Linked DNA regions of Mus musculus: all the other regions are linked to region 1. The links are chromatin loops, found by intact Hi-C in ENCODE. Cell type or tissue: left cerebral cortex. All regions are shown on one strand.

Evidence for each region. Hi-C counts contacts between places; a loop is a spot of excess contacts. Peaks named below come from ENCODE experiments on the same cell type or tissue, not always from the same donor. Only the 100,000 strongest peaks of a DNase experiment are listed, where the experiment ranks them.
Region 2: it touches region 1 in a loop (2.1-fold over the local background); 3 of 42 quality-filtered maps call a loop at or near these places.
Region 3: it touches region 1 in a loop (10-fold over the local background); 3 of 42 quality-filtered maps call a loop at or near these places.

Annotation. Positions count from the first base shown.
Region 1 is chr3:26,657,746-26,665,745 of GRCm38, forward strand. All of the region lies in intron 1 of Spata16 (spermatogenesis associated 16), which reads left to right. Among named protein-coding and RNA genes, the nearest start is that of Spata16, 24 kb to the left of the region's middle. In left cerebral cortex, no CTCF peak of the experiment used is centred here; DNase peaks (open chromatin) are centred at 3,783, 4,692, 6,013, 6,285 and 2 more places; H3K27ac peaks cover 2,680 bases.
Region 2 is chr3:26,461,376-26,469,375 of GRCm38, forward strand. No RefSeq gene overlaps it. Among named protein-coding and RNA genes, the nearest start is that of A830092H15Rik, 130 kb to the left of the region's middle. In left cerebral cortex, no CTCF peak of the experiment used is centred here; DNase peaks (open chromatin) are centred at 3,982 and 7,847.
Region 3 is chr3:26,329,205-26,337,204 of GRCm38, forward strand. It overlaps A830092H15Rik (a long non-coding RNA gene), which reads left to right and starts at 2,749. Exons shown (of 2, transcript XR_389623.4): 1 at 2,749-2,879; 2 at 3,658-7,666. It also overlaps a transcript of Nlgn1 not described here. In left cerebral cortex, CTCF peaks have their summits at 2,683 and 3,579; DNase peaks (open chromatin) are centred at 604, 954, 2,259, 2,731 and 3 more places; H3K4me3 peaks cover 4,649 bases; H3K27ac peaks cover 3,216 bases.

The DNA of each region.
Region 1 (8,000 bases):
CAGATTCAGACTTCGTCTCACAATACTCCTGACCTTGGCAGGCTGACTGTGTTTGTTCCAGGAAAAATTGTAGGAAATGGGCTCTGGATTATACTGAGATGTGACTTCTACAAGGCTCCCATTCCTGCCACACAAAAGACATACTGGTTTTATAATCACATTAGAGTAAGAACTTTCTAGAAGGACCGCTGTATTCTTACAACCACACTCTTAGTAATGACAGCAAATTGTAATATTAATTCTTTTCCAAACAGGACTGATTATGCTGAGGGTTTCAGCTGTGCACGAGCTGTTCTTTATGTGAACCAAGAATCAAAGAAATTATTTACTTTCCAGCAAAGACTAAAATAAAAGCTGATTGGGTGGGGCAGGTACTTCACAAATTTTGTTGATTTAGAGTAACAAACAGACAGCCAAATTAAGTATAAGAAAGTGTAGGGAAGAATCAAAGTGTCTGCGTGCCGGGAGAAGCATTCAAAGTGAAGGTACTTTATAAATGGATAGCTTACACTTAGGTCGTTCCAGCTAAGCTGTAAAGTATTAAGTTAGCTGTGTTTGAGTTGGATAGCAACAGGCAAAGAAAGTAGACCTCTCTTGAATTGTGCAATAAAGTCAGAGACCATTAGATAGTCCTCTAGCCAACAACCACTGTGTATCTTTCATCTCAGACAACTTCGGAGTGTATGGCAGGAATGATATAAATTACTAAATGGTATTGGGATAAGAACTCCTGAGATTAAAATGGATATATGACTGGAAGCTGTTTACTACAGGTCATCAAAGAAGTCTTTCTGGAAAAGAGGTGTTTAAGCTATGCTCTGAATAAAGTTGGGGATAAAAGACCCGCAAGTCTTTAAACCTAGTCCTCAGGAGGAAGAGGCAGAGACAGAGAGGCAGAGAGGTGGGGAGGTGGGGAGGCGGGGAGGCAGGGAGGCAGAGGCAGAGGCAGGTGTATCTCTGTAGGTTCAATGCGAGCCTGGTCTAGAGAGTGAGTCCCAGGACAGTCAGGGCTATACAGAAAAACCCTGTTCCTCAGGCCATAGACTACAAACTGTGTGAGGTTGAAATAAGCTTGTTTAACCAAGTTGGGTATAGCCAACAGAAATGAGGGGCTGAAGGTCTTCATAGGGGATAGGGATACTGGGGGTCGTGTTCTGTTGTAGGTGTTATGGGCATTTGTGGAAGGGTTTTCAGTAAATGTAAGATAGGATGTGGTAGTAGAATAGGATGTGGTTGTCATCCAAAAGAACAACTGTGCCTTCTGTGTTAGGAAGCAGTGGCAATAATTTAGATGGAAGATGATGGGGCTTTCAGAACATCAATAGTGGATAGGGTAGAGGCAATAAGACCAATGACCAATGCTAGGATGGGTACTGAAGGAAAGGAAAGGATAAATGAAAGATCAAAGATAACTTGTTAAGTTTTCTGCTGGACAGTTGAGTGGATTTGCGTGGCATATTCTTGGAAGGAAGAATAAAAATTAAGATTTTAGACTGGGCATTGTTAATTTTGAGATACATATTAAACAAACTGAATGAAGACTTCATATTAGTAGTTGAGTGGACAATTGGGCAATTCAAGGAGCATTATGACACTAGGAAACAGGAGTGTGTGGTAGCATCTGCACTGGACAAGGTCACCTAAGGCCCTAACACTCACTGGGGAAAGGAGTACCCCTGCTGGAGAGCAAGAGCCAGCAGCCCAAGAGGCTGTGAATGAATCACTGGTAAGTGCGGCAGAGGAGAACTGAATGATCATGCCACCTGTGTAGATGAAAAGACTGTTCCACCAAAGACAAGACTTGTCCATTGTGAAGACGGCTATTAGAGCTGCAGTCACAGCAAGCCTACTGGTCCCTGGGTTTGAAACATGAAAGTGATTGCTGATCTGTAACAGAAGTCCTAGCAGAGGGCCCCAAAGCGGGGAAATGGTGAAGAGAATATGAGTTGGAAGAGACATCACATATGTAGAACTACTTCTGTGCTTGACACATGATGGCAGTAGGCAGCCCTCTGGAGTCTAGAAGGTTTTAGTCAATCTTCCCATAAGGTCTGCTTAACTGGCATTGACATCAGCAGAACTAGTCTGATGCCAAAAGAATGACATCCTGAGCAAAAGCAACTTGGGGAACAAAGGGTTGATTTGGCTTACTTATCTCAAATCACAGTCCATTGAGGGAAGCCAAAGCAGGAACTCAATAGGGAGGGAACCAGAAGGCAGGAGTTAAAGCAGAGGCCATGGAGGAAGGCTGCTTACTGGCTTGATCTTTGAGGCTTGCTCAGTCTGCTTTCTTAATAGAACCCAGGGCCACCAGCTCAGGTGTGTCATCACTTACAATGAGCAGGGCCCTCCCACATCAAACCACTAATTAAGAAAATGCCCTATGGGCTTTCCTGCCTGCAGCCTAATCTTAGGGAGGCATCTTCTCTGTGGAGATTTCCTTATCACAGACGACTTTATCTTGTATCAAGTTGACATGAAACTAGCCAGCCTCCTGCTGATGGTGAGAACATAGTCCTTGACAGGAGGAAGAGACAGAATCCTCTGAGGTAGTCTCAGGCCCCCGCCAGGAGCTGTTTGTAGAATTGCTAAGCCTCTTCTGTCATAAGTGTTGTTCTGTAAAACATCCCCGTCTGATGCTTCCATGACGCTTACAGTTCTAAAAGTAATGTTAAAGCAAGTTGCATAGTTCCTCTTAGGACATGCCATCAATGAATAGTAAACCTAGAGCTCAAACTCTTCTGCAACTCCAGTTTGAACACTCTCTCCATTACATAACACCACAGTGAGTAGCCCTCTCAGATAAATGTGCACAATGGACCGGTTCAGAGAAGCACAGTTGCTTTGATGAATTATTCCCAAAGTCTCTGCAATCTATTCATGTGGAATTTTTATGTCCACATTATTTTTTCTTTATTTAATGACTTCTGGAATACAATGGGTCCATAATATTTACAACTAAAAATCTTTTAAAACCCTTAAAAATCTATTAATTCTTTCTTAACAAAATTGGTTCCTATACTTGAGTTAAACATAAAATTGTGCTTATCTCACCAGTGTAAAGGGAGTCACACCCAATAAGACAGCAATAATGTTAGGGACCTGGTTATGAAATTTATAGAAGAAAACATTTTTAATGTGAGGAAAGTAAATATCTGAGCACAGCACCTAGGGTCAAGTATAGAGAGAAGTATTTTCATATGATCCTAAAGTTATGGAATCTGGTATCGACGGCCCTAAGTTTAAGTCTCAGATATGGCCAGTTCCCTTGATTACCTTATACTTCTTCAACATCATGGTTTCTCTTTCTTAGCCCAGTTGTGTTAATAACATTTATACAAAGATGTCATGAGAGGGAAAGGTTTTATGTAGTGATATATATAACCTTAGCAACTGGGAGCAGTGCTGCTATTAGTATTTTACGTATCTTCATCTGTGGGATGCTTTACTTATTTCTTAAATATGTACTATGAGCCAAATCCACCACTGCCATCGAGTAGTAGTGCACCATGCCTTACAATATTACTTGGATAAAAAAGAATTCCGGCAATGGGGACATTGCCTTTCTCTTCTCCAGAACTCATTTCCAAACACCTGTGTTCTTAGAGAAGCAAGCCTGATATTCCTGCCTTAGCAATCAGCCACACCCTCTCTCTGAAAACAAGTGTGCACCGAGGGCCTGCTGTGTTCTAGGCTCTGCGGGAACCTAGGGATCCACATACGAAATAGATTGGGATTCATTTCAACCCCTTGCAGTTCAGTGAGGTCAGAGGGTATCTCCTCTGAAGGGAGGTGTTTATCTGTACTTCTCCACTTCCCATCCTCCACTGCTGCCTTCTCCTAGCTGCAAATACCCGCATGCTGAGATCTGGTCAACTTTCGTCTCTCCTGGTCCACCTAGCCCAGCATCCTGGTCACGGTTAAGGACTTTAGTATCTGACTATTAGACAGAAGGACTATTTTGTAGAATGTTTTTAAAAATAACAACGTGTTCTGGTAGACTAACAAGCAAGGTGTTTTTCCTCATAATGTCTCTCTGGTTACATTTAACAGCAAGTTAAAATTAGATCTTTTTTTTTTTTAAGAAAGAAAACCATAGCAACTGTGATGTTGAGTGTTTCAGAGAGCACATTTTTAAGGATTCTCTTCTTTTGAATTGCCCAGGTTTGAGCTGCCTGTTTCAGAAAAAAAAAATCTAATCATTTGTTTTACTAATAACCATGTAAACTACCAATTGCATCTAAGAGGTAATAGAAACCCAGATGTACAACAGAATACTTGTCAGTATGCTTAAAGTAAAAATAAAATAAAATAACTGTTGAAAATGGAAAACGGTTAGCCGATAGAAATGATTGGGTACTGATCCCTCTTCATTTCCTGCAGCTGTGTTTATTATAAGCCCCCAGAGATGACTCAAAGGTTTCTGATCATCATTTGCTAGAGATCTTCTTTATCTGTGCCACCATGTGGATATGAGAAAATCGGTTCTACTACTGTGCTGCCTTGTAAATTAAAGAAGAAGCATTTTACAGAATGCCACCTACAAATCCGTTTGACATGATGGTCGACAAAGAGTTTTCTCTTAAAAGATTTTGTATTGAAGTAAAGATTAAAATGTAGCCTTGGGAACACTGACTAACTCCATGTTAATCAACCTGACTACTAAAAAAAAAGTTGAAGAGGTTGATAGTTTAAATCTAGTTCTTACATGACTCATTTGAACAACTGAGAAGAAAATGTACTTCACCCGGGATGAGATTAAAACAAAGCAAAACAAAAATCCATCAGAACTTCACAGAATCAACTCTTTTCTGAAGAGTTTTTGCTTTACTGTCAAAAAAGAAAAGAAACCCTCTTCTAGCTGATCCTGATACCAGATACTCAGGAGGCTGAGGCAGGAGTGTGGCACATTCAAACCCTATTTGACCTACAAAGTGAATTTAAGATGAGCCTTGGAAACTTAGTAAATCTGTCTTGACAAGAAAGAAAAAGGAAGGCAGGGAGGAAGCGAGGGAGGGAGAAATCGTGAAATTGGTAGATAAATAGATGGAACAAGGTAATGTAGAGCCAAAAAGAGAAATGCTGCATGTTATCTGAGGCTCTTAGCTTTAAATCCTCAGGTGTGAGTATATGCCCTGAATGAACTGCAGGAGCCAGGAAAGAGAAATGGGACCAGTGCCAAGACAGGGACATTGCAGAGTAGTAGAGAGGGGGATAGAAGGGTACAGGTGATCTGATCAGCTCTAATATCGGGAGTTTGCTGTGAGATTGTGTCTCCTAACAATGTCAAAAGCTACACCCATAAAGTCTCACCAACATTTGCTGAACAAGCACAACAATAAGATGCCAAAGTGAACAAGGGGAAGGCCACAAGCCTCCATCCCAACACAGAGAGCTACAGGCAACTAAGGAATGCTGAAAGTAAAGAAATAGTCTTCCCCAGGGAAGAGCACACCAATTGGTTATCCAATACCAAATGATCAGCCCTAAAATCATGCATGCAAGTATTTAGACTGCACAGGTTGTATTTATGTATTTTGGAATATATATGTATATACATATATGTATGTAACAACAAGTAATGAAGGAAGAGGTGATGAATTTGAAAGGGATCAAGGAGGGCTATATGGAAGGCTATGGAGGAAGGAAAAAGAAAGAAAAAACCATATAATATATTTTCAAAAATCAAGAAAGAACTAAGAAACCAAGTGCAAGGGTATGCTGACAGTGTCACTCTCTGGTAGAACTGATTGCATTGAGTCCACTTGATTTGTTCCCCAGCTCTTAACAAAAATTTCATGGGAGAGACTTTCTCCTGCACTCAGTATTCCATTGTTGCAGTAGTTCTTTGTCTAGTTCGAGGCCTCCTGAGCTTCCACACTCCCTCATCCACATCAGGGTGTCTATTGTTGTGCTAGCCCAGCTCATGCATGGGCAGTGTTGGTGGAATACTATGGGTGTAGCCTCTGACATTGCTAAGAGACACAGCCTCACAGCAAACCCTCTGGTCCTCCAGCTCTTAAAACTCTTTCCACCTACTCTTTTGCAGTGCTCAAAGTAACCATGAATTTGAAAGAGAGCAAGGAAGGATGTATAAAAGGGAGGAAGGAGAGGCAGAGGGAAATATAGCAATTATATTATAATCTCAAAATATAAAAGAATCTGTTTTTAGATTCCAGCTTTATTTTCTCTAACTGCATGTAACTTAGTCTTTGTTTTACAGCATATGTTTTGACCTACATTTTTTGAACAGCTTTATGCAGAACCCTGAGCTCATGTCTGGATCAGTAGGGGATGAGTCTGCTTTTAGACAGTCTTGGAAGAAATCAATCATGCACATGTAACTGGTCTGTTTGGAGAAGACAGAGATGGGCAGTTCCTGTCTAGGAACTGCAGTTTGGTTTAGGACAAGTAAATGAGGTGGGAACAAGATGGGAAAATGTCAGCAGATGGACTGAGAATGAGCATCATTTGGCATTAACAGAGCTGCTTCTCTTGAGTTCATGGGGTGGGAAGTAAGGGCAGAGTGCAAGGCTGGTCGGGGAATGGCCATGATGCACAACCCTCCCCTGCAGGTTTGTGACTGCTGGAAATGCTGAGCACCTCCATAGCTCTTTTGTTGAGCAGCACAGCTTTCATAAGGAGCATATTCTACCTCTGAAATTAATGTCACGTGACCAGCTGCTACCTCTGTGAAACAGAGGTTGGTTAGGGCCTGCTCTTCTTTCAGACTGTCGATTTAAGGACACCTATTGATATTCAGGGCAGTGTTCTGTGTTGAGGCATAGGGACTTAAATCTGTTGTTTCTTGGACAACTTTGGGATAACTGTTCCTTCAGATGCCTGAATATTAAAAGTTTGTTCATCTGTTCAGCATCTCTTAATGTCCTATGAGCACCCTCTCTGCTTTCTCCCACTGCATTATTACTGTTTATACAAATCTGTTGGAGGATTCAAAATGGTAATTTCTCTAGAAAGGCTTAAGAGTTGCTATAGAGCACTCTAGAGTTTCTGTCACACACATGCGCACGCGCGCGCACGCACACACCCACACACACACACACACACACACAAAACTTTTCTTCTTGCACTGAGGGAAAGGCACATCTTCAGGGATAGATAGGTTGGGAGAGGCTAGGGCAGGGAGGAATGGGAAGGCAATAAAGAAAGGAAAGACAATCACCCTTCAGGAGAATCAGTTACGAAGATGGACACAAATTTACACACTGAAGATGAGAAGTCAACCCTGATAAGAAGGTAGTGTTGCTATAGATGCTGCAGAGTTACATCAACCCACGACAGAGAAGCTGATGTTCTGTAGCCTCTGGTACATGATGTAAATAGCTGAGATAAGATACCGGGAGAAACTCTTGGAACCGTTCACCTACCAACATTTATTATTCATATTTATATATAGTCTATTGTGAAAAGGAATCTTACCAGCAGCTATTCTGAGCAACGGGAAAATTTCAAAAGCTGTATCTGAGCTACTGAAAGAACTTCTGTGGGATAGATGCTTGTCTGAGAATCCACCTCCAGAGACCCCAGCCGAAGCCCAGATCCTTCATGGTACAAGAACAAACAAGAACACAGTGATGGCTGGCACTCTCTTCTTCTCACTGCCTTAGGTAGAATACTCCAGGACAGTGCCTTGACAGTGGTGGCACTGGGCCTGGGATTCACTGTTTTGCACATCTCCTTGGGACGGAGCAGGGCATACACTGGCCAAGATTGTAATCTTTCACAAATTACTTCTGTCAATATAATCCTGTCAGGGAATCACAACTCTAGCATTTAGCTTTTGATAACTTATAACAAGATAGTTCTTACTAGAATCTGATATCTCTCTCTCTCTCTCTCTCTCTCTCTCTGTGTGTGTGTGTGTGTGTGTGTGTGTGTGTGTGTGTGTCCAGAGGCAGACACAGGCAGTCTTTCTTCATCACTCTCCACCTTATTTTCTTTGTAGGTACACTGTCATTGTACCTGAAGCTCAATGTTGT
Region 2 (8,000 bases), 200 kb before region 1:
ACTAACGTGGGCAGGAGAAAGGACACGAAGGAGGCAGCTTAGTAGAGCTGGCCCCAAGAGGTTGAGGGAGCTCAGGCAGAGCTCTTGCAAAGGACTTAGTGGGTTACTAAAATTACACATAACACTTAGGTGGCACTGAACATAATTTGCCCATATCCACTGTTTGATATGTATCTGTTTTCTCCAGATTCATCATTAGTGATGACCAAGAACTATGAAACGGTGCTTTTTGTGACACGTATCAGTCTTTGCTTATAAATTAAGACTATGTGTATGTAAAATGTAAAGATCAACATGGAGACCACAAATGTCAAGAGAAACCACACTTTCATATCACTTTCGTTCCAGAAAGAGGCAAACTTAACTTGCATATCAAAAGCACAGCTGAAATGAAGTTACTTTATAGCTATATGCTATAAGGAATAAATTCATATTTATCTTTTATGTCTTCCATAACCCTAGGAATTTAAAGGGAAAATCATTTAAAATCATTGTAGGGCGACAAAATTACACAAGAGAGATATGAAGCTCAATAATTTTATTTTAGCATTAAATTCTTTCTTTATAGTATTTTGAACACTTTTTGTGTGCTCAAAGAACCATATCAAACAAATATAAAAACCTTTATTCATAATACTTAATGCATTTAATGATAATATAAAATTAATTCAGCCTCAACTATCAGAATAAAATAAAAATAATCCAAAATAAAACTGGTACATGGAAGAGACACAATTCCTGTTGCCTTGATAAGTAAGTGGACCTAGGATACCAGATAGAGTTTTCAGTTTAAGGCAATGTAAAATTATCCAGATGGCCTTCCTAGAGCGAAGTGATCTCCACGGTTTGAATTTATTCACGTACTGAAATACTGAGGACAGTCCAGATGAGGACTAGTAAAGGACAGATTTCTCATCAGCCACCTGACTAACTGTTCCACAATAACTCTGGCTTTCACTCTGCACTGAGCTCTGATAAGTGAATGGTTCCAGATATGATGCCAGCTGACTAAGGCATGAGAACATACCCTCTGTTGAGCACTCTGAGCCTCGATGTATAAACAAACCCCAGCTAGATGAGTGCAGATTAAGAGATATGCCAGCCAATCACCATCACATTCTAAGTCCTGGTCAACAGGATGCTCATGAGCAAGTAATCTGACCACTCCTATGTAATGGTATAGTAAAAAGTCATCTACAGCTCTAAAGAAATATGGTCCCTTGGTTTTATGCAGTTAAGACCTCAGAAACTCAATGTTTTGAAACAGAGAATCTGCTGTGAGATTTTTCTATTTGGACACACTGATTCATTTTCTGGGGTAATAGTCCCAATTTCTCCTTGTCATCCTTAATTTTGCTTTCTCTCAAAGGTGTTTCAGTTGAGTCAATAAATTATAAATTTAGAGAACATTACAGAAATTCCAGTCAAGTAAATGATATTGAGAACAATATTATTGTTTGTTGTAGGTAAACAACCAGTGTCCCACTTACCATAAAGTACAAAAACCATACTGGATGAGTTACTATATTAACATCATCAAAACATGCTCCATTTTTCATTATACATATGTATATGTTGAACTTACTCTGTTTGATGTGAAGGTGGTTGAATGAGGTAGTTAAGAAAACAATTCTGAAACATCATTGTGGTCAGCTTGGACATGGTCACTGTGACCTTACATGCTTCTAATTTGCTCTCATGAAATCAGGGGGGTATATGTATATATGCATATGCATACATCAAATACCTGAGAGAGATATTTACCACATGCTATTGCACATGTATGAGAGATTATTAATACACGGTAAATATTAAATGTCTTATATTTGTTTTTTTTTTCATTGTAGTGACCAAATAAATAATAACCAAATAAATAGCCAATAAGAAAGGAAGGATTTATCTCAACTTGTTGTCTGACAATAGGGGAAGAATAGAGTTGCTTTTCACATGGCTTGCTAGCATCTGGCTGGACCAGGAAGTGAAGAGCTTGGGCTGGAACCAAGGCCAGCTATAAGCCTCTACCCCAACCCCATAGTCCTAAAACACCAACTATTCATGTCCAATAGGTTATACAGCCTTAAAAATCCTTAAAAATAATGGCCAGCTGAGGACTGGTGTACGGGCACACGAGTCTGTGGGGGACACTTTCCATCCAAACTACAAGACATCTTTATGGCTCTACTTTTTCTGTAACATCATAAAAAGAAGCATTCATGAACAGATCTTGCAACTGTGTATCAGATATCATATCACCTAGACCTACTCTCTCTTAGAGTTACAAAAGGATCAACCCTCACAGTTGTCACTGAGTGAAGTGTCAGGGTCTGACACTATTTAAATATCCATTCCAAATATCAAGGGTTGGTTACTTTTCCAAATGGAATGAAAGTGTTAGACTTGTGTTATCTCAACAAAGCAATATTTCATTTACTCAACTCTGATGACTGTTATCATTAATTTCAATGAAATGATTAGAGTTGTGTACATTAAAATCAAAAGGTTGTGTTATGATGATATTAACTCTTTGGAGCTTTTTTTTTTTTTTCAAATTAAGTGGTTTTTGAATTGCCAAAAACACTTAATTAGAACTTGAATAATTCCTACATTTTAGGTGAATATGTCCATTAGAAGGATGTCCCTAAAACCTACAGTAATGAGGTACCTCAGAGGTTCTTGCTGCTTCTATAATATCCAGGGACACAAACAGAAACTTTACTGTTGTTGTTGATGCCCTTTACTACTTAGATGTGACTTTAAGGAGTAATAGGACTAAATTATATGTCATAGAAAATTCCTCTTACATTCTGGCTGTTGTTTAGAAATTTTAATTTCATCTCCCTAAATACATTTCCTTTCTCTAGTGTTTCCTTAATAGGTGCTGCATATGAATTGTCAGCTGCCTTTGAATTTTTTTGCAGAGAGCAAGACCATGTGACTTAAATTATGTTTTTTTTTAATATTCTTTGTATTTCTAAACCAATATTAACACTTTCCTGGGTATGCTCAGATGATACAAGTACCTGGAAAGTTCAGACCTCTTGAGGGATGAATCAACCAGCATGCCCCTTTAATTGGATTGTCCATTAATTTTAAACCTAATAATTTTGCTTTTATTACAATGAAAGACAAGAATTTAACCAACATTTTACAATGATGGTTATCTCACTGGAGAGAAGAAGAGCACAGGGTGCACATCCAGAGGGTTGAATTCAGTTCCCAGCACCCACATCAGGCAGCTTACCACCACCTGTAACTCCAGATCAGACACCTTCTTCTGGAATCTCTGCATATCAGTGCACACATGTGCGCACGCGCACGAACACACACACACACACACACACACACACACACATGCACATATGTACAGACACAACTAGTTAAGATCAAATCTTAAAGATGATAGTACAGAACTTGAGAAGTCCTAGATGTCTTCCATCATGACATGTTTTAGGATTATTTTCTGTATGAGTTTCCAACTAAAGCAACAAAGTAAAAGAAATGATGGCTCTACAAAACGTCTCAGAGACTCACAGACGAGGAGATGTCCCCTCAAACCTCAAGGAGCTGCAATTCCTGCATTTTCAAATATGCAGTGAGCAAAGTAAAACTGAAAACTATTTGTCCTTTCAAAAGGAAACACAAATACCCTTGATAAACAATCCATTAAATATCTAATTCCAAATATCTCAGCATCAATAATTTTTATAGCATCATTTTTTCCAATGCAAAATAAGTATAAATATCCGAAGATAACAGGTGGGAAACTTACCTAAGTGAAATTATCATTGCTTCTGATTTGCGATTTATTTACAACCAGCTCAGAGATTTCTATCTAGAGCAAGATAAAGTGAAGCAAGCAAATGGAAAGTTTAAATTTAAAATGAACATGCGGTGGAACGTCTAGAAGAATGAGGCTTGCTTTTCAATGCGCAGCTCACGTAGGAGGGTGAAAGGAAGTGTGTGCCTTTTTTGCAAGGGAAAGCAGGATGCAGGAAAGGAAAGATATGCTTTCTGGATGATAGTGTCCTATACATGCCAGGAGTTCATAACAGCTTCTCTTCTCAGGCTTTCCCCACCCAAAACTCCTTGGCTCTGTTTTCAAACCAACCACGTTCAGTGTTTAGCAACCGGCTGCTCTTGTCTCCCAGATGAAGGTGGATTTAATCTCTGACCTGCAGACTCCCAAGCCAGCCCAGCTCGTCAATTTTCACTCCATATTCCTCTCTGACAGCCCATTTTAGATTCCAAAGAGGTGGGGATTGTGACCCTTCTTATCTATTAATGCCAGACGGGGGACACAGTTGCTGCATGCCATTTAAAAATACCCACAAAGGATATCATTCAATGAGAATTTATTTCCAATACAACTTCTGCTATATGTCTGTGTTACAGTGCAGAAAATCAATTTTTAATAATTTGATTGCTTTGTGAAGACTTCTTAAGAGCTGTTCTAAGATGGTTCAAATTTACTGAACCCTAAGGGCCATCCCTGTACAATTCAGGAGGGGAACACAAAGTCCCATTCCCACAGATAGGAATACAAAATATGACAGGACCAGAATGTTAAGTCTCTCATACTAAGAACTCATCCTTTTCCACGTTTCATAATCATCCCAACACCATTTGACACTAGTGTAGACTACATTACAGGATCTGTGAATGGAATCACCCTTGATTCCACTAGATCACTGTGTGGAAATGGAAACAATTTTAATATCACCATGTCGAATTTAAGTCACAAACATTTAGTGATATTTAGAAATATCTAAGAAAGACTGGATTTTAGCCTTTCTGAAACTCACCCTGATCATGTGATACTCAGAATTTACCACTCTATAGTGTTCTTCACCAAAGGTGGCCTCCTATGTTGGGAGGAATAAATTTAATCATGTCTACTAACATGGCATATGGGCTTTTTATAAAATTTGGTCTTGTGTGTCCCAACTGGCCTCCAACTTGCTATGTAGTTAAGGATAACCTCAAACTCCTGATCCTCCTGTCTTTAGTTACCAAGTTGTAAGACAAAGGATGTGCACAGTGTACCTAGTTTTATGAAGTAGTAGGACTTGAGTCCAGGTGCATAGTAAGCAAGATCCTACTGGCTGAGATGTATGAGTAGCCTAATAGGTACATAACTCGATGTGCCCTCATGCTCACACTCATGATTGCAATTCTACACATTTTAAATCATGAAACTGATAACAGTTGGCTCCTTCTCTAGCTAAAAGAACTAATATAAACTGGCTGTCATTAATATTCCAGACTGGAATCATCTCCTTTACTCTTTTTTTTATTAGATTATTTTATTTATTTACATTCCAAATGTTGCCCCCTGTCCCATCTGTTCCCTGCTCCCAGAGTTCTTCACACCCTCCCTACGTTCCTTTGCCTCTGAGAGGGTACTCCACCCCTCCCATCCACCTACCCTCATCCCTCCCACCTTACCCCCACACACACCCCTTTCCTGGAGCATCAAGTCTCTACAGGATTAGGTGCATCATCTTCTACTGAGGTCAGGCAGTCCTCTGCTATATAGGTGCCTAGGGCCACGGAGCAGCCTACCAGCTCATATATGCTCTGTGGTTGGTGGATTAGTCTCTAGGAGCTCTGAGGGGTCTGGGTTAGTTGATAGTCTTGGTCTTCCTATGGGGTTGCCATCCCCTTCAGCCCCATCAATCCTTCCCCTAACTCTTCCTTAGAGGTCCAGACTTCTCGAACTAAGAGTTCCAATCAAACAGTTCATTGAGTTCATTAATGAAACAATAGGATTCTCTCATTGTTCTTGACTGCTTGCCAAAACAACAAAGACCCAAAGGCACTTAACCTGAAGCCCACTCCCTGAAAGCTAATTTTTATAATGTGGAAAGAAGCTATGCAAGGTGCCAAGGTAGGGAAAGTTGTCAATATCCAGTCCTACCCAACCTCAATGACTGAAAACCAAATCAAGGATGGAACCTGCAAGATGTCCTTAGTGTTTTAACAGTGGCACTTGCTTCTTGTGTAGTAAAGAACAACTGCCTAATTGGGCATAAAGTCTTAACAGTAGAACAGAATTCACACAAGGTCCTATAAACCTAGCCAAGAATCCACAGCTAGAAAGTAAATGGGCCATACAGGAGAAGCTATGACCACCACATTGCCAAAGTAATATAGTTTCTGACTGTTCTGTATTTATCCTTATAACCAAAAGATAAAGTGCAGCACCACATCTTACCAAATAAACCTTTTTTGAAGAAGATGGAGACTAGAGAGATCCACAACTGGTCAAAATGCAAACAAGTGGCAGTGGGATGCCCAGCCCCAAATGGGATATCTATAATATTGTACCTGTACCTGTGACTCAGGGAGCATCATGGAAGAGGAAGTACCAAGGTTTAAGAGTCTGAGGACCAGTACAGCCCCTTCTGGACAGCGAGGAATCCTGCATCCATGAACTCCCAAAATAAGTTCCTTACACAAAACCTGTGAAGCCCACAGGAGCATGGGAGGGAGGTCTTCATGAGGCCCTACTCTAGGTGAAGAGCTATAGATAATGAATGACTGTGATGAAGGGGAACCCAGGTTTGGTTGTATTGTGTTTCTTTTGCTTTGCTTTGTTGTTGTTGTTTGGTTTTTTGTTTGTTTATCTTTTGTTTTGATTTTAGAGATGAGATCCTAATCCTAAATTGTCATCCATAAATATATGCAAATAAGAATATTATTAGACTTATTAGATATGAGTACTCGCAAACACGCACTCACAACGGTTAGTCTTAGTTATCAATTTGACTAACCTGAGAAGACAAAAGGAATTGCCCCTATCAGATCAGCCTGTGAGCCAGTCAGTAGGGCATATTCTTGGTTGCTAATTGATGTAGGAGGTTTCAGCCTGCTGTGGGTGGTACCATTCCTAGGCAAGAAGACCTGGACTATAAAATAAAGGTATATGAGCCAGGGAGTAACAATAAAGCAGCTTCCCTCTACGATTTCTGCTTCAGGTTTTTATCTTCTTGTGATGGACTGAAACCTACAATCTGAAATACACCCTTCCCTTCCCAGATTTCATTTTGTTATCTAAATGCTTGCACAGCAATGGAATCCAAACTCATGCATGCGTGTGTTTGTGGGCGTGTACTTGCATGCATGTGTGTGTTTGTGGGCGTGTACTTGCATGCATGTGTGTGTAAAGGAGGTTAGGGATTCAAGGCGGCTGGTTAGGGAGTCACAAGAGGAATTAAAGAGGGTAGGAGGGAACGGAAGTCACGCCAGCCCAAAAGACTCACATATAAAATTTTCAAGTTAATAAAAACAAAAGAAATCAACATAAAAGATTGCAAGAAAGCATTTATGTCGAATATCTGTAGCAACCTATTAATGAAATATAAAACATTAAGACTACTTTCTCCAATGATATAAAACATTGGCAAATTAGATGCCAGAAAATGCTAACATAAATTGACTAAGACTGTTAAAACTATGGCTGAAAGAAGTAGAATTTAAGAGAGAGTGTTCAAAGACAACAATATACAACATGCAATTCTTTATTTCATTCTGTTTCTTATTTAAAGGCCCCCAAAAAGAATATCCCTAAAGAGATCCTTTTCATTAATTTCTTCTATATTGTAAGTATTAAGCGAGGCTTAAGGATTTACCACACGTAGTCTGTAATTTGTCTTCTGCAGGCAGCGTGTAAGATTGCCAAGGAAAGGCTCAGCCCCATGCACAGCAATGCTTGGGAATGTAACTAAAATGGAAGGGTCATTCATCCACCGTGTCTTTGCTGGATCCTGAATAACTGAACTGAATCCCCCACATGCTTTCCCACATAGCATCTAATGTCTCACACCTACAATTCATCTTTTATATTTAAATTCACAATTCTCCTGTTTCTATTTTAAATTCTGTTCCATTTATTTTGCTGAAGGATTCTAGTCTCCTTGAGTAATTTAAAATCTTAATCTGAAATACTGAATTTAGTCTTCCCAGTGTGCTGAAAATTTAGAGAGCAAGCCTTCTGTTCC
Region 3 (8,000 bases), 330 kb before region 1:
AAATGGTCATCAAATGTCACATAAGGAAGACAGACCATGGCAAAATACATTAGATTCTATTGTCAATCTGCTGAAATTTCTGGTCTTACTGTTAATTCCAGCTGTGCTTTGCTTTATAAAAACTACCTTCACATAGGTAATTTATGAAGTAACTCTTCAGTAGGGGCAGGATCTTCTAGAGACATCCATGACTAAGCTTTTCTAAAAATGTTAAAAATTGATTTAACACTTGGAAACTCAGAGAAAGGTATACCAATTACATGAGATAGATAGATAGATAGATAGATAGATAGATAGATAGATTAAAAACCATCGACCCATAAAATGTCAATAACATCAAAGATAAAAATTTAAATAGCAAATCTTAAAATTTGTACCTGTGTTCTATAGTTTTAGCTACTTAATAATCCTAAGGTTTAATTTTATTTTTGAAAAGCTAAAGTAATAAGTTAAGGCAAGTTGACATAAGAGCAGGACTTATCCCAGAATAACTGCTTGAAAATGCTAAATGTGAAGTCAAATCTGAGAAACTAGGGTTGGAAGAGATGGCACTGTGTCTTTCAGGGGAGTCATCTGACTGACCCTGCCCAGAGTCAACTAGACTTCTAGGCAACCCTTCCCCCACCAGAAACAAGCAGAGAAGATCCTGGGCCTACCTTCCTGTGTAGCCCTGTTCCAATTGCAAACAATCCAAGCATTTTTATATGGCAATATGTTATCACTAAATAAAAATGGAAATTTTCACAAAATAAAACCACAGGAAAAAAAATTAAATTTGACAGACAGCAATTCTGAGGGTGGAGGTGAGGGGGAAGTCCCCAAAGAGGCTCTTCTTACTTCAAACCCTAGGATCTCTAGTGTTACTTCCTTCTGAAATATCCCCGTTCCTCCTTTAGCTAGAAGGATTGTAAAGACTACATGTAGAAGAGCAGGCTTACAGAAAACAGTTACTCCTTTTAATCACTCCGTGCCATCAGAAGGCCTGAGCAATGATTAACTTCCACATTCTCTGTGAATCACTCCATCACTAGGCAGTGCAAGGAGACTGAGATCCATTCTCTGCCAAGGGCACAGTAAACTTAATGGGGTTTTGCATTTTGCATTAGATATTCTAAATACACACATGGTCTTCGCTGCTCAACTCATTTCCAAAGAAAACTGGCACTCTCTTTAGGTTGTAATAGCTGACTACGCTCAGAAATTTTATAGATTTTGTACTCAAGCACACACACACACATACATACATACACACCTCCTCTAAATGCCATTTAAAAAATTATGATCATATTAATAGTCCAAGTATAATTAATTTTGAGAAATGTATCAAGACACTGTAATGTCAAATATAGCATGAAACTTCCAGTTACTTAAGCAAAATAGGCTACAGTAGTTTTAGTATAAAAAGAGGGAAATTGGGATGTCAACACTCTATTAAAACACACAGTGAAAGAGAGAGGGTTAACTATCTAAATTCACATTTCCCCAGCCCTATGTCTACCACTAAGGCCCTAGAAATGGAAGGAAAAAGAGAGAGAGAGAGAGAGAGAGAGAGAGAGAGAGAGAGAGAGAGAGAGAGAGAGAGAGAGAGAGAGAGAGAGAGAGAGAGAGAGAAAGAGAAAACAGTGGTACAGGCCAGAGCTCATTAGAATAATCACAAATGAATCAAATATGGGACATATTTCCCTCATTCCAATAACAGCCTAACTGCTTCCTCCGGAATAAATTATTCCTCGTTCAAAAACCTCATCCTAAATAATTTAAAATTTACTGCAGGTTGCTTTAATATTATGTCTACTCACAAGGCATTGTGCTGAGGCTGGCAGGAGTCAGTGGCGAACCGTTTAAACCTTGGGGTGGACTACCCTCTCTTCCCAGGAGAGTTTATTGCCCAACAATGCATAATCTATTAGTCGCTCCTCGCGGGGGATCCAGAAAGTGACATCTTGACTTGAACCAGCACGCAGATCGGAAAGCCACTTCAAAGGAAACCTTGTAGAGAAGAAGAGCAACTTTCTAATTCCTGTCAAACTAAGAGGCGGAACCAAGCCCAGAAGTAGCCTCAAGGCCTGGAGAGAGCAGAGCAGAGAGCCGACTCCACACTCCAGCCAAGGCTCAAGAAAGGCTTTGCTTCTGGAGGCGGCATTGTTCCTCCATCCGCTCAGCCTCCGCGTCTCCCCTCCGCGGACTCTCAGAATCACTGCCTTTCTCGGGTACCTCTCCGCCGACCTCCGGGATCTGGGTGCCTGGGTCCCAAGGCGCACCCAAGCAGGCTCACTGCAGAGGCTGGGGCGCCGCTCGGAAGACTAGGAGCCTCCGCACGAGTCCGCCCCGACCAGGGCAGCGCGCAGCGCACACTCAGTGTCTCACTCCTCTCGGCTTCCCTGGCTCCCACGGACTCGGTTGGCCTCTCACCACCCACTCGGGTTCGCCTTTCCTGCCTTGGCTTCCCACACCAGCTCCGCACCGCCGCCACAGCCGCGTCCCGACGCTCCGAACCCTAGCAGGCCGGGATGAAGGGATGCCAGGGTCAGGGATGCACCCGAAGGAGAAGAGAGGCTAAGGCGAGCCGGGGCAGGTGGGGAGTCGCGGGCTGCGGGAGAGGGCGTGTGCGAGCGAGCCCCCCGAGAAAGATGCATGTACTCGGCCACCCCGCTGGAAGAAGGACCGAGGGGGCAGGATGCAACGTGGAGAACGCCCACCGCGAGGGTGCGCAAAACCGGCGATTTGCAAAGTGCCAGGGCCAGACAGGCAGAGGGGGAGGAAGGAGGCTGGCTGAAGACCAGGAACAGAGAGAAGAGCCCACTTCTCCATCAAAAGGTCTGTTCGGTTAACGCATCCCCAGAGCAGGAGTTAATCGAGGACTGGATGCAGTGTAAAAGGTGGGTTTTAAAAAACTCGCTGGCCGCGTAGGTCTTCTTATGCTAGACTTAGCTCCCTCTCTCTCAACTCTGGGGATTTGCCCTCCCTGTGACACAACTGGAATTTACAGGAGCTGAAGCCCACTGTCCTCCTTGCTGTTTATCTGCATTTTGGAGATTCTATGAAACCTAGTATTGAAGAAACCACCCAGCTCATTAAAGTTCATTAATTTTTATTGTTTTTATTTTCATCAGAAGATAGTAGTGGAGACTTAACACCAAGATGTGTTTAAAACATTGATCTGATCGACATAGCATTTTGTTGTAGTTGTTGTTGTTGTTGTTTTTGTTACTGTTGTTGTATAAAGGACAAAATGTATTTTAAACCGCTAAAAGACAGAGGCAGGTACTGGGAAACTCAATCAAGTGGGGGAATACAAGACACATTTAAACTGTAATGGACTATCACATCTTTAACACAGTCACCCTCCCCAGCACCCGATCCCTCCTCCTGGGCCCCGGGGATTTTGGAAAAGGGTGGAGCAAGGTAGAGAACAGGGATGGGGTAGGGTTGGTGGAAAAGGTGAGGGCAGGTAGAAGCCAGCAGGAAGTTATCAGCAGTCCCTAGGACTGAGGTAAATGCCATGCCTAGTAGACTCAAGAGGCCCCCTTACCTTCTCTCTAAGCCCCCGTTGTACCTGCTCTGCAACCAGAAATACTTCTTGGTGCCTAGCGTTCAGCCTAAGGATGGCAGAACGTTAAACAGTTCTTCACTCTCCCTCCCCTTGTTCCAAACCAGGATCAAAAGAATGTGAATAATGGTCTCTGTGCTCATCAGCTCTGGAACATTTCGCTGTGTTGAGGAGAAGAAGATGAAAACCAAGCTTTGAGACGCACGTAAATGTATCATAAGCTACCCGACCGATATATAAACATATATAGGTTCTTTGCATGTAAATCCAAAAGAAGAGCACCCCAGAAGCCTCTGGAGGAGGGAGGGGGCTGGAGCAGCAAAACTTGGCAGAGCAAATGTATCCAAGGATTTCGTGCCAGAATTCCTGAGAAGCTTTGGAGGAAGAGGAAGAAAAAGAAAAATATGAAATTATCCCTAAACACACACTTGAAACTGGAGACGCCTAAAGGAGAGTAGAAACGGAGAAGATGAGGTTTTTCTGGGAACCACGGATCCGTCAGCCAAATGAGCAATCGCCACAGAAAATCCTAGGCGGAGCGGTAGCTCCAGATGGGTCCCCTGCTCGCGTCCCCGCCGCTGCCGCTGCTACCTGTAGACAGGCACACACACACACACACACACGCACACTCACGCGCGCACACACACATCAGCCTCTGCTGCGCGCGCTCTCTCCCTCTCTTGGCCATACGCTGGGAGCTGGAGTCTCAACACAACTAGATCTACCCTCCTGCCGGGCGGTCCTGCTCACCAGCTCCGGCTCACTACTCCTGACAGCCTTGTAGCACAGCATCACTTCCCCCAGGTCGGGGGGGGGGGGGGGAGCCTCCACAGCAGCCGCCTAGGTGCTGGTGGCGGCCCCCTCCCTTTACTAAGTTCCGCCTTCTCTGGTCCCTCCAACCCGCGGTAGCCCGAACACCCCGCAGCGCCCACGGCGCCAGCAACGTCCGAGGTTGCAGGAAGGGTGAAGGGCCCTGGGCGTCACTCGTGACGTCTTCTAAGCCTCTTGGAGCGGCAACTAAATGCGGGTTGGCAAGGTGGAGGTGGCGGTGGCGGTGGCGGTGGCGGGCCACCTGCAAGAAGCCTCCTGCAAGCTGAGTTTCTTGGTCCTTGGTGCCTTGGTGCTGTGTTTCAGGGGCCTGGGATTGGTGAGAGGGGAGACTGGACCTGGGGGAAACAGCATACCACTGAGTATCGCAGGATCTCACCCAGACCAGCAAACTCCCCTCAAATTCCCTTTAAGTAGGAGCAGGCTGGTCCCTGAACTGGTAGGAGCATTATAAATGTCTAGTACTATTAGTCTCTCCTCTCCAGCTGTGCCCACATTCTTAACTGCTGGAGAGTCAACGTTTAAAAATCCACCACAGTAATCATTATTGGCTTTTGTGACTTGTGAAGGGTGTGATGCCTAGCAGTGCACTCTTGCACCCAGTCACAACCTACTAGCCTCTGTGATCTCTTTGAAAGAGAAGAGAGAAGCTGAGACCCACTGAAATAATTGATGACCACCTGTAACAATCTTAACCAAAAGGAGAATGAGGAGTTGCTCTGAGAAACCAGAGACACACAAGCTACAGCTCTCTTTTCTATCTTGGGGTTCGTCTCATTCGTCTTAGTCTAAGTCTCTAAAATTCAGAGGAATGGGTTACCCCAAATAGCAACCCAATGAAGGCGATTGTCCTAACAGATTTAAGGTAATTGTTGCTATTTGTTAATTAATACTAACCAATAGGAACTGTGAGATTCTGTCACAGTCATGCTGGTTTTCAGAACAACCTTGATCATGACATATTTTCCCCACTTGGAAGGATCCTGAAGGCACTTTTCCATAGTTTTGCGACTTAGTACATCTTTTTTGTTTATTTGGTTTTGTTTTGGTTTTGGTTGTTTTCCTTTCAAGGAAGTAACCTATAGGTATGCCTAGGACAATAAGGCTTCACTCTGAATCAAGCCTGGGACACTTGGCTACTGCTCTTCCTTCTCTAGTCTTGCTAATTCAACTTGAAACCTTCAAAATTTCTATGCAGCTTTCCAGAAAGTTGAAAACAAGTAAGTGTTCTCATATCAGCAACACTATTTCATCGAATCTTTAACTTCCAGGAGATAGCACACTTAAAATATTATAATATGTAGGGCATATGGTACATACCTTTAATTTAATTGAATCAGTTCAGTCCTAGCATTCAAGAGGCAGAGGCAAGAGGACCTCTGAGTTCAAGGCCAGCCTGGCTAAAACTAATGAGGAAGAAGCCATTTTAAAAGAAACAAACAAAGGTAGCATCATGAGAGAGGCTATCATAGTAATTACAACATTAAGCTTTTAAACAAGAAGCAAAGACAATTCAGTAAAGATGCCACTTGTAACTTCCATAAGCTTCTGTGTAATCTGCTGTCTCCTCATCCCGTGGCCACCCTTTGCAGCTGTCCTGCTAAGCTCTAAACGTAGTAATTGAACATTGCTTATTTCCAATATTCTATATCAATAAGATGACATTACTTTTAGATAAGTCCTATTGTAGCTTTACATTATTCTTTGTGAGAACGAAATCTATACACTGAACATTATAATCTCATTTTCATGAGTTACTTAAAAGAAAAGCTCAAGAAGGTTAACAAAACAGACGTGCCAGACAGGCAACATTTGTCACCGTCTGTGTGTGCCATGAACCTGTGATGGATAAGGCTGTCTAGTTGGAGCTATAATCATTTTAGAGACAGGCTTCTGGGCACCCTGGTCAAGGACTATACTTGTTAGTTTTTTTCTTTTATTTTTACTGTGACTTTATCTGTCTATCTCTCTCTCCCTCCTCCTCCTTCCCCTGTGTGTGTTGGAGGGGTGTGTGTGTGAAAGAATGGGGTGTGGGAGGGTCCCTGGGGACATCAGAAGAAAGCATTGGATATCCTGGAGCTGGAATTACAAGTAGTTGTGAACTTTCTAAACGGAGGTTCTCTGGATGAAAAGCTAGTGCTTGTCTGAGAACTTGTCTTGGCTAGGGGTGGTAGAAGTCACTACTCCCTAGCTGGGGATTCTGGAAATAACTAAGCAAGTTCTGCATGCCTTCCCCTCTTTGCTTCCTAACTGGAGATGCACTAGGCCTAGTTCCCCCAAACTGCTGCCTTTGTGACTTTCTACCTCTGTGGACTGTATTCAGGGACTGTAAGCAAAAGTAAACCTCTTCTCGCTTATGCTACTTCTGCGACAGTATTTTGTCACAGCAACAAGAAATTAAGACACATTCATAAGAGCCGAACTTCTATTGATCAGTTTTTTTCCACATCCCCCACTATAGCTCTCAAGGAAATAAGCCCACCCATGTCATTTGGTGCCGAAGCCACTAACCTCACATTCCACTTCTGCAAAACTGGAATACTACTAGCACCTGCCTGGTGGTATTGCTGTGTTTATCATAACAATGCACATAAACTTGGAACACTAAGGATATGTGTTTTCAGGGGTTCTAATTTAGCATCGTTATGATGTCTTTTCTCTTTTGACTAAAATACCAATACACAGAAGGGCATTTGTTTTTCGTGTTGAAAATCAGTCATACTACTTGAGTGCAGTATGACTTCATGGACAAGTCAATAGTGATTTGAGCATGATTTCCTAGGCTATGCCTTCCTTTATTCTCTTCTCCTTTTCTTTTCTTTTCTTTTCTTTTCTTTCCCTTTCTTTTCTTCTTTTCTTTTCTTTTCTTTTTTTTCCTTCCTTTCTTTCTTTTTTATTTTGTGATAAGGCATTAAGTATCACACACTGGCCACCAACTCACTATGTAACCAAGAATGGTCTGGAATTTCTCACCCTTTATTCTCTGACTCCCCAGACATTACAGGTATGTGTCACCACAGTCATTACTGTTCTTTTACCGCTTAAGTTTAGCACGGAGAGACATATTGGACACAATTATAATCTAGAAAGTACTGATCATTAAAGGTCATGTGGCCTTCTGGGTTGTGAAGTTAATGGTGCTCAAATACAAAGTCTGTCATTAAGTCAGAGGCTGTCTGCAAGTCTCAGTAAAGTAAAAACCACACAAATTCTCTGTAAAATTTGCACAAACACATCTGCTCACTTGCAGATTTGGGAGGAAGTCTTGGAATAAAATAAATAAAAACACTGGTATTTTTTTTTTAATCATTGGCTCCAAAAGGCCTAGGTTTGAAAACTATGTATTTATTTATTTATTTACTAACTTATTTATTTATTTATGATAGAGTGAAGGCAGATGTCTCTAAAGAAGTATACATTCATCTTTATAAGTGTGTTTATGTTCATGTGTGTGTGTGTTCATATTGTCAGATAGCTGTGATAATAACATCTTTCCCAGAAATGAATGGTTAAAATATGGGGAAAAGAAAGGCTTGAGTGTATATTTGAGACACCTCAATGTGCTAGTGTGTGTTCTAGGTGTGTTTTCAATCTAGAATGTCACTAAGTGGGAAGATTTCAA